Regions from separate parts of the Homo sapiens genome. Here region 2 is linked to region 1. A link is a loop called in an ENCODE intact Hi-C map of the cell type or tissue named here. Cell type or tissue: Caco-2. All regions are shown on one strand. Each heading gives the region's core, and the rest is flanking DNA. Links, peaks and the distances in the headings are about the cores only.

Region 1 (5,390 bases), core at 296-5,295:
TGCCCGCCTTGGCCTCCCAAAGTGCTGGGATTACAGACGTGAGCCACTGTGTCCGGCTGCCATCATTTTTTTCATTGGCCCTCTCATCCATGACCCACATTACCTGTAGGTTGCCTTTGTGACCCGAATTTCAAGGGGGTGACTTAATATAGGTAGAGAAATAGTGATGTTAATGAGGAACTTGTTGGAACTTACAGAACTGAATAGTTTTCTGGTTTCCAGAAAGAAAAATATTTGATCCCAATGAAGCTATTTTTGGCTTCCTATTTTCTGGCCCCAAATCTTCCAAGAAAAAGTCTAAGGTCACACAAAATGAATCATATGCCTGTGGCCTGGGTGGTTTTCAGTAGTTAAACCATTTAACTTTTCCAAACACTCATTCCACCAAGCTCAGGAAAAATACAAAGTTCACTCACTTCTTACCTGAAGCCTATTTCAGTCCTTGGGTTACCTGTGGAGATTTTATTTCATTTAGAATGAATGGAAAGGTTAAGCTAGGGCTGGAAAAGCACCCTGCATTGGCTAAATCCTGTCTCTGCTATTGTTGCAGCTATAACTCCACAGGGGGTCATGTCTGAAATGGAGGAGAGTTAATAAGACCTTAGGCCAGGCCGGGCACGGTGGCTCACGCCTGTAATCCCAGCACTTTGGGAGGCCAAGGCAGGCAGATCACAAGGTCAGGAGATCGAGACCATCCTGGCTAACATGGTGAAACCCCTCTCTACTAAAAATACAAAAAAATTTGCCAAGCGTAGTGGCACATGCCTGTAATCCCAGCTACTCAGGAGGCTGAGGCAGGAGAATTGCTTGAGCCTGGGGGGCAGAGGTTGCAGTGAGCCGAGATTGTGCACTGCACTTCAGCCTGGGCAACAAAGCAAGACTCCATCTCAAAAAAAAAAAAAAAAGACCTTAGGCCAGGAAAATCACTGCCTAGAAAAGTGAACAGGAAAAAACTCACTGTGCTGTAACAAAAAACACTGATCTTGAAATCATGAGTAATGTGACTCTGTCATCTAACCAGAGCCTGCAAGAGTACAAAATGTTGGTCAGATCCTGCGTATGTGTCACTGGTCTAGACATCTCTGCTTTACCTGAGGTGTCTGGCCTACCTCTATGATACATTTTGGACTGGGTGGGACACAGATTTCAGATAGCTGCCATGCCCACACCCACTTTGGAGGCCACTGATCTTGTTTTCCCTCAGCTCCCATTATTCAAGTGGATTGGTTTGTACCACAAAACCCTGTGCACTCCTCTCACTACTCTAACCCTCCAATAGTGGCTGGGTACAATCAGTAGGCTAGCTAGCAACTAAGGCATGGCTGAATCTGAAATGAAAGAATATAGCCAGTAAAGTCAAGGCAAAGGCAAGTCAAAGTTTAAGTAATTAGATGTTGTAATAGATGGGTGAGGATGCCAACTGACATTAAGAAAAGACTTGACAAGAGGTTAGCTTGTTTCAGATCAACCCTTCAATCAAAAATAATGAGGAAAGCTGTACAAAGCATAAAAATATACTTGAAGGTGTTGGAGTGCTACCGCAGTAACTACGACTTTAGGGGCCAAGACCCCAGAGAGAAGGAAGCCCAGAGAGGGAAGACTGGTATTTGGTGTTGTAACAGGACTGCCAGGTTTGTATGCCCGCTGGGCGACAACAGATCAATACTACACTGACAACGGGAACTGCAGCAACATTGGAATTTAATAATCCAAGGCTGCTGGATGAGAAAATGGAGGGGAATTCTCAAGCCATGAATCTGTTCCCTCGAGGGGTTCTGGGCGTGTCTTTAAGGGGATGGTGGAGGACAACAGGCTGGAAAATTGGGGTTGTTGATTGGTCCTGGTAAAGAGATGAAATCATAGGATATGGAAACTATTCTTCCATGAGTCAGCTTCTTACGGGGCCCTTCAGCCAGCCGGTGTCAGTAGTTTCGTTGATATGCAAAACCTAAAGGAGAAACTCTTAGATTTTAGCTATAGAACAAAGTCTTGTGACAAGGCCTACATTTTCCTGGGGTAGTAAGCAGCGGCCAGCTACAGGGAAGTAGGCCAAAGGGCAAGCTGGCTTAATGATTACTGCTCATTGTACTGCAAACCTAGTTGAATTTTATTTTCTCCCTTAATCAATTTTATAAAGTTTTCTTGGGGATGGTTTCAGTGCCACATCTGCCAATTTGAAAGCAGTGGCTGAGAAACTGAGCAGTGATTTTGGACTTTCACAAGGCTGGGGTGTTTGTAATTACAATTCAGGGCCCGCCAAAGATGAAACCCAGTCTTTAAGTTTGTATATCTAAAGGGCTACACCCTAGTAGTAAAAGAGAAACAGATCAGTTCTCAGAAGGCTGAAGATCATCTTCCAAACAGCTCATTCCCTTATTTCCTACCTTGTTTGCCAAAAGTAAAAGTAGATCATCTTGAGGAAGATTATAACATCTACAGCCTCAATTATGTACAGATTTTCATATACTGTGTCTGGCATTCAATCAGAATGTATTCTGAATGAATACCAGTGTCTGGTATTCAATCAGAAATACACAGACAAAAGACAAAACAGAGAAACAAGAGGGGGAAAAAAAAAACAACAGAAACAGAATCACAGGAGACCCAGATGTTGGAATTATCATATATGAGCTTTAACTGTAGTTAATATGTTTAATAAATTAAATAGTGAGCAAGAACATCAGCAGGTAACTGGAAATATATTAGAGGATCAAATGCAAATTCTGGAACTGAAAAATATACAAATTAAAATTAATAACTCAATAGATCAGTTTAGCAGAATATTAGATACAGATGATGAAAGAAAAATAACAACTGGAAGATATGTAGAATAAAATATTTAAACTAAATATGGAGAGACCAAAGATAGGAAATTCAGAAAAGAACATGAGATAAAGGACATGGTAAAATATGTGTATAATTGTGGTGTGAGAGGAGGAGAGAAAAATAATATGGCAGAAGGAATATTTGAAGAGATAATGGCCAAGATTCAGTGATAATAAAAAACACTTTGGCAAGATAAATACAAAGAAAACTACACACAGGCACTATATGGAAAGCTTTAAAAATCAAAGACAAAAATAATTGGAGGATTAAAAATACATTGCCCTTAAAAGAGCAACAAGACTAAAAAAATCATGAAAGGTAGAAGACAGTGGAATGATTCCTTTGAACTGCAGAAAGAAAATAACTGCCAAGCCAAATCTCTGTATCTCACAAAAATAAAGTCTCTGTATTTATTTCTGTATCTCACTGAAATAGTCTCTTTCCTCCAAATTCAAGATAGCCTTTGTTCACAGGAGTTGACTCGGGGTAATCAAAAGTTATATGCAGATTTTCAACTGTGCCGGGCGTTGGCACCCCTAATCCCTGCGTCGTTCAAGGGTCAACTGTATTACAAACACACAGAGGCACTACTGGGTATCTGGTTAAGTTCAGTGCTATCCTGGAATGTTGACTTTATATGATAAAGACAGGTCAAGAATATTTGCTTTAAGATGAGGCCACAGATGTGGAGTATTTTTATATGGGCCGGTTGCTTCTGTATCCGTAAATAGTGCTCTCATAAGAAAAAAGGAACCTCGGACTGAAAGATGACTTTCCCCTTTTGGCATGGTTCACTGGGCACTGAAACTGAATGGCATCTTTAAAAGTTTCACAGACAAGGTAGATTCATCTCCAGTTATTTGCTGTTAATGCTTGAGAAATTGCAAAGCAACCTTGGGATCCTCTTGCATTAAATTACATTTTCCCAAGGATGAAGCTTAATTATATTTAGTTGCCTTGGATAAGCACCTATGGAGGAAAAATTTTTTTTTTTTTTTTGGAGACAGCATCTCACTTTGTCACCCAGGCTGGAGTGCAGTGGTGCAATCTCAGCTCACCGCAACCTTCGCCTCCTGGCGGAGTAATCTTCCCACCTCAGCCTCCCAAGTAGCTGGGACTACAGGCACACACCACTGTGCTCGACTAATTTTCAAGTTTTTCTGTAGAAAAGGGGTCTCTATTGCTCAGGCTAAGAATAAATATTTTATATAAGTAAGTGCTTATATACCCAGGAAGCCACCATTCTGTCATGCCCTTACTTCACAAAGTGTTGCTTTCCACCCTTCCCCAGGGGAAAACACACCTAACATGGCAAGATTCATTGGCTACAGTTCAGCGAAACATTTTTGGATCCTTTAGGAGGAAAAATCTTACATAAACTGCACTTTAAGAATAAGGTTGTGCAGGATCTGGATTAAAAAAAAGAATAAGGAAGAAGTTTTATGGGACCTAAATTTCACGTCAACAGCCCTTTGAATCTCTGGCTCTACGAGGAATGCAACTAATCCAGGGAATGCCTTTCTTTGAAGATGTTTTATGCCACTGTGACCCCAGAGGAAAGATAGATAGCAAATTATTTGGACTCTGATGCAAAAGGCATATAATCTGTATCCTGCTGGTTCTGGTTCTTACTAATAAATAGTTAAAATGATGCATTAAAGGATTATAAGTGATTTAATCAAGAATATGTCTATTCTCATTGTAAATTAGCTTGCATTTTCTGTATTATATGTGAAATCACTGAGTTAGTACACACTGCAAATATACCAAACAAGTTTGTACCTGCCTTTGATGACCATAATCCAAATGTTCTTTCCATTTTCTGTATTGTAGTTTAGTCTGTGATTGAACATTTTTATCCTACATGTTCTATCTAATATTGTTAATATGTAACATCGAGATAAATTCAGAAGACAAACTACAACCCTTGCACTAAGAAAAGTGTGAAACAGACCATGTTTTAACATGAAGTATGATGTACGCTTTTGATCTATTGCAAGTTGAAGCACATGTTTACAGGCCAAAGCTTGTTTAAAATGATTTCAGAACCAAGTGTGAACATGCCATACAGAACTTAATATAGTGTACTCTAATTTTTCTCAGTTTGACAAAAAATGGACAGAAGGCAAAATGAAAAAAAATTTATTTCCTCAGTGTTTTATCCACTGTCAATACTGTATTTTTGATGCAATATATTTGCCAAAAGAACTCAGCTTTTATTTTCCATTTTAAACAACTACAATATTTACAAGCTGTTCAGAATAACACTCAGACACACACACACTCACAGACACACGTAAGTACATATGTCCTTATCTCTGGTTTATACTGAATGCTGGTAAAGGCCATGAATACTTTCCAGAGCCCATGATCAGAAAAGGAAAACCCATTTTCCTTTCTTACGTTCACTTTCCTAGAATCATTTTCAATATTCCTCCTTCCATTTCCTCATGCAGAGCTCATTGCCAGACTTGTATAGGTTTAATCAGTTTTTACATTTTACTTTTACTTAAACTATAAGCTTTTAAAAAGCATAAGCAGACATGATTCCCCCCCCCCCCCCC
Region 2 (5,390 bases), core at 257-5,256, 56 kb after region 1:
ACTACTTCATTTTTCTTTCTTTCCAGGAAGTTTATCAAAGATTTTTAAATGACGAAATAACACAAGAGCTGTATTTTGTGCAGATCACTGTTAGTGGTGGACAGAAATCATACATGGCAAGAGGAAATGTAAAAGTTTGGACATTTACCCAACTGAGGTCCTTGTTTATAGCAGCAGAATAAGGAGAATGGGATACCTGAATTAAAGCAGAATGTTTTTACTCTACCATTCTAATCCCATGACTATTTCCACCCAATATGCCCTACTAATATATTTTGCTCAGAAAATGAAGTCAATAATTATAGCAATATTAATAATTGAAAAAAGATTTTTTTTCTGAGCAAAATGTATTACTAGGAGATATTCTGTTTTCAATTATTAATATTAATTAATAGGGATTCTATGAGGAACTATTACCAACTGTTCCCTGGATTACCTAAATCTTCCAGTCACTTCATAGTGAATATTACTGATAAAACTAAATAAAACAAACAATCATGAAAATAAGGCATGTTTAACCTGAGTAAAAATGGAAAGGAATCCAGTCAGCCGAACATACTGTTGATGTGTAAAGTTTGACTTCTAAAACTGTACCTGGTACAGTTTACACTTATCAGTAAAAAATTAACATGAAAGAAAGTGTAATCAGAAAATTCTGATATAGACAAAAAATGACTGATAACCCAAATTTTTCACATAAAGTTTACATGGAAAGAATCTAGAGTATCTGTAAAATAAAAATGGAAATGAGAAATATGAATGGGTTTAACTAAGAGCTATAAAAACTGATCAAGAAACTTGTTTCAATATTACTTAAAAGTAAGCATCCAGGATAGACAAATAAAATTTAAAAATAATAAATTGGCTGAATGGAGTCTGTCTTGGAAAGTAGATAAAATGCTCAGCAGATCCAAATATCTGCCTGGCAAAATAATGACACTTTTGATTAATATTTGGCAGACGGGTAGGTGAGACAGGGGATCACACTATAAAGAAAAGGAAGTAACCAAAGATCACATCAACATGTGAGCAAGAGTATACTCATCCCTCATGAGAGCTCTGGAATGAACAGAAAGAAGAAAAGGCTACACACTTACATTATTTAATCAGTCTACGAAACTAACAAAATACTTATTATATACTAATTGCTGTGTGTGATAGGTACTGGGTACATAATGATAAATGAAGTACATGTGATTCCTGCCCTTTACAATCTGCCTATATTCTAAAACAAAGATTGATCAACTTCAGCCCAGGGCCAAATCCAAGCTTAGAATGGTTTTGATATTTTTAAGGGGTCATTTAAAAGAAAGAGAAAACAACAAAGAAGAATATGCAACAGAGAATGTGTATGGCTCTCAAACCCTAAAATATTTACTGTCTGGTTCCTAACAGAATAAGTAGGCCAACCCTTTGGCTAGAGAAAAAATAAACTTTAAACAATAAACAGTCACATGTTGCATAACTATGGGGATACATTCTGTGACATGCGCTGTTAAGAAATTTCGTTGTGCAAACATCATAGAATGTACTTACACAAACCTAGATGGTACAGCCTGCTACACATTTTGGCTATATAATATAGCCTATTGCTCCTAGGTTAAACACACCTGTACAGCATGTTATAGTACTGAATAATGTCACTAACGGTAATACAATGGTAGGTATCTGTGTATCTGAACACATCTAAACACAGAAACGGTACAGTAAAAATATGGCAAAAAGATAAAAAATGGTATATCTATATAGGGCACTTGCCACAAATGGAGTTTGCAGGACTGGAAGTTGCTCTGGGTGAGTCACTGAGTCAGTAGTGAGTGAGTGTGAAGGCCTAGGGTGTTACTGTACACTACTGTAGACTTTATAAACACTATACCTTAGGCTACATGAAATTAATTATTTTCTCCAATAATAAATTTACCTAAGCTTACTGTAACTTTTTTACTTTATAAACTTTCAATTTTTTTAAACTTTTTGACTCCTTTGTAATAACGCTTAAATTAAAACACATATTGTATAGCTGCATAAAAATATTTTTTCCTTATATCCTTATTCTGTAAGCTTTTTTAAAATTTTTTTAATTTTTAAACTTTTTTGTTAAAAAATTTTTTAAACATTTTAAAATGTTTTAAAACTTTTAAAAATTTGTTTAGAAAAATTTTTAAATATTTTTAAAATTTAAAATTTTTTTACTTTTTAAGCTTTTTTGTTAAAAACTAAGACACAAACACACACACTAGCCAAGGTCTACACAGGCTCAGGGTCATCAATATCACTGGCTTCCACCTACACATCTTATCCCACTGGAAGGCCTTCAGAAGCAATGACACACATGGAGCTGCCATCTCCTATGACAACAATGACTTCCTCTGGATACCCCCTGAAGGACCTGCCTGAGGCTCTTCTTGAGGAGGTATCACTCTTTGAAAAATTATGTCCACAATAGTTTGCTTGGTTTGTTTCTTTCATTCATCATAGATTTGCTTGTTGTATGCAGATAATGCAGCAAGAACATTCCTCTCTATTAATGAAAACCTTTTGGTGTTATGGTCCATGTTTTCAAACTTTTTAAGGAGCTTGTTGAGCTCCTTAAAAAGCTTCTGCTAAAGCTTCTGCTAAAACCCTTCACTGTGAATTTTCTTGGGGTTTCTTCTTTTTCTTCTCTAGCTGTTTCCCTTTCTCTGGCCTGTTCTTCAGCTATGTGTTCCTGTTCCAGTTCCAACAACCCCTCATTAGTCAGTTCCTCAGGAACCACCTCTAGGTGCTCATCAATGTCATCCTTGTCCACACCATGGTTAAAGTTGCTTGCCATCCCAACCACAGCCATGTTGATTTTTGCAATCTCTTCATCCTTGGCAAATCCTTTGAAGTCACAGATGAACCTCTTGAGTGTCTTCTTCCAGATGCCATTCATACCCATATTGGTGACATCACCCTAAGCAAGGTTCTTGATGCAGTCATAGATGTAATCCTTCCAGAATTGCATCAGTGTCTTTTCAGTTGCAGAAATAGCCTGGGTAAATGTCCTTCTCAGGTGGTAGGTCTGAAAAGCTGCGACAACTTCTTGATCCATTGGTTGGATCAGAGAGGTGGGTGTTTGGAGGCAGAAATACCACTTTGATACCGGGATAAAGATCACCAATAAAAGGAGGATGTGTGGAGCATTATCAACAATAAGCACAATCTTGAATGGTATGTTATTCTCCAAACAGTACTTCTCCATTGTGCTGGCAGAGCAATTCAGGAGGGCATCTGGGAAGAAAAGCTGGGTCATTCAAGACTTCTGATTGCTCCTGCAATACACTGGCAGTGTGTGCTTAGTGATAAGCTTGAAGGCCCTGGGGTTCTCACTGGGCCAGATCACAAAGGGCTTCCATTTGTAACCTGCAACGTTTCTCCCATGCAAGACTGTTATCCTGTCCTTAATAACTTGAAACCTGGCATTGACTTGGCCTCTTTATGGATGAAAGTCCTTTCCAGTATCTGTTTTCAGAATAGCAAGCTTTCATCTATACTGAAGATTTGCCCTGTGAAGTAATTTTCCTCACAATCAGCTTATCTAGAGTTCCAAAAATTCTTCAGCTGCTTTCACATCAGCATTTACAGACTCACCACTCACCAGCTTTCACATTATGCAATAAATAACAATTCTTGAATAAAATCACACAGAGCTAGCAGAAAATTCAACACTGTAGTTGTGTTCAATCTTATCTTTCAATATCGCAAACAAACTTTTTGTTTTGTCTGTGATTGTCATGATGCTGAGAGGTATAATATGCTTCTGTGTCTGGTCTTCAGTAGTTTCTCCATGTATGATTTAGGCCCTTTTCAAATTTTTGTTCATCTTTTTGTCTTCAATGAAGCAGATCCTTTAATGGCTTCTGTCACTTTGTTCTTGTTCTTCAAGATCACAGCTATGGTGGAATGGGACATAATTACCTGACAACAACCATTGCTGATTTGCCACCTTCATAGTCCTTAATCACTTTTAATTTAGCTTCCTGGTCAATCTACTCGATGTGGCCTCTTCCTGGCAACAATAGCTGTGAATTTTGCACATGTAGGGGCCATAAAATCGAATGACACAAGATCAAATCAAACACAGAGAAAATGATGCAATCAAGAGATACAGTAAATGTGAGATGTATGAGTCTGCCACTAGCATAACAAGACATACTGTTCTAAAGTAAACTTTTTTTTCTAAGTACAAGGAGTACATTCTAACCATAAAAAGTATAGCATAATATAATAAACACATAGTTGTTTATTATCATTATCTAGTACTATGTACTGTACATAATTGTATGTGCTAGATTTTTACATGACCAGTAGCATAGTTTTGTTTATACCAGCATCACCATAAACACAAGTAATGCTTTGTGATAGGACAGAATGGCTACGATGTCACTAACAGGAATTTTTCAGTTCCATTATAATCTTAAGGGACCATTGTGATATGTGCAGTCCATTGCTGCAGTCCATGACTGTGTAAGAATCTAACGATAAAAACATGGTAAAGTGAGATAATCACGTGGGATAGGTGGCTAGAGAAGGCTTCTCTGAGAAAGGGACATTCAGGCAAAGGAATCAGCCAGATGGAGGATTAGGGGAGAAAGAGAGATGGCTGGCACTTTCTGGCAAAATGAAGGGCAATAAGGAGTCCTTAGTAAAGAATTTAGCACATCTAAGAAACTGCAAGAAGGCCAGTGTGGCTACAGTGAGTGCAGATAGTGCTGTAAAGTGAGGATGGAGAAACTGGCAGAGGCCAGATCACAGAGTACCATAGGATGTGTTCAGGCATTTGAATTCTATGTTAAATGCAATGAGAAGTCACTGAAAAATTGTAAGCGTGCGAATGCCATGATCAAATGTGTCTTTAAAAAAATCCCGGCTGGGTGTGGTGGCTCGCACCTACAATCTCAGCACTTTGGGAGGTCAAGGCTGGAGGGTCGCTTGAGCTCAGGAGTTCAAGACCAGCCTTGGCAAGGTGGTGAGACTCCTATCTATACAAAAGTAAAAATTAAAAAAAAATTAGCCAGGAGTGGTGGTGTGCACCTGTAGTCCCAACTACTCAGGAGGCTGAGGCAAGAGGATCCCTTGAGCCCAGGAGTTTGAGGATGTAGTGAGCTGTGATCACGCCACTGCACTCCAGCCTGGGTGACAGAGCGAGACCCCTGTCTCTTAAAAAAAAAAATGCTAATGTCTGAGTTAAGAATTACAGGTATCCCTTGTTACCCAAATCTATAGGAGTTCAAAGAGTAAGGGTTGCTGTATTTTCAAATTTGAGTTTTGATTGGCAAATAATTAGCATTTAGATAGCAAAAGATTTATCCAAAAGTTTATCTGAATCTACTCAATACCAGAGAATAAAAATCTGGATAACTTTTCTG

Evidence for each region. Peaks named below come from ENCODE experiments on the same cell type or tissue, not always from the same donor. Only the 100,000 strongest peaks of a DNase experiment are listed, where the experiment ranks them.
Region 2: it touches region 1 in a loop (6-fold over the local background); 1 of 110 quality-filtered maps calls a loop at or near these places.

The regions. Positions count from the first base shown.
Region 1 is chr14:71,114,944-71,120,333 of GRCh38, reverse strand. It overlaps PCNX1 (pecanex 1), which reads right to left. Exons shown (of 36, transcript NM_014982.3): 36 at 4,952-5,390. Among named protein-coding and RNA genes, the nearest start is that of SIPA1L1, 200 kb to the left of the region's middle. RefSeq lists a silencer at 3,308-3,602. In Caco-2, for the core only: no CTCF peak of the experiment used is centred there; DNase peaks (open chromatin) are centred at 1,883, 3,383 and 3,904.
Region 2 is chr14:71,059,192-71,064,581 of GRCh38, reverse strand. All of the region lies in intron 26 of PCNX1 (pecanex 1), which reads right to left. Among named protein-coding and RNA genes, the nearest start is that of PCNX1, 150 kb to the right of the region's middle. In Caco-2, for the core only: no CTCF peak of the experiment used is centred there; a DNase peak (open chromatin) is centred at 3,331.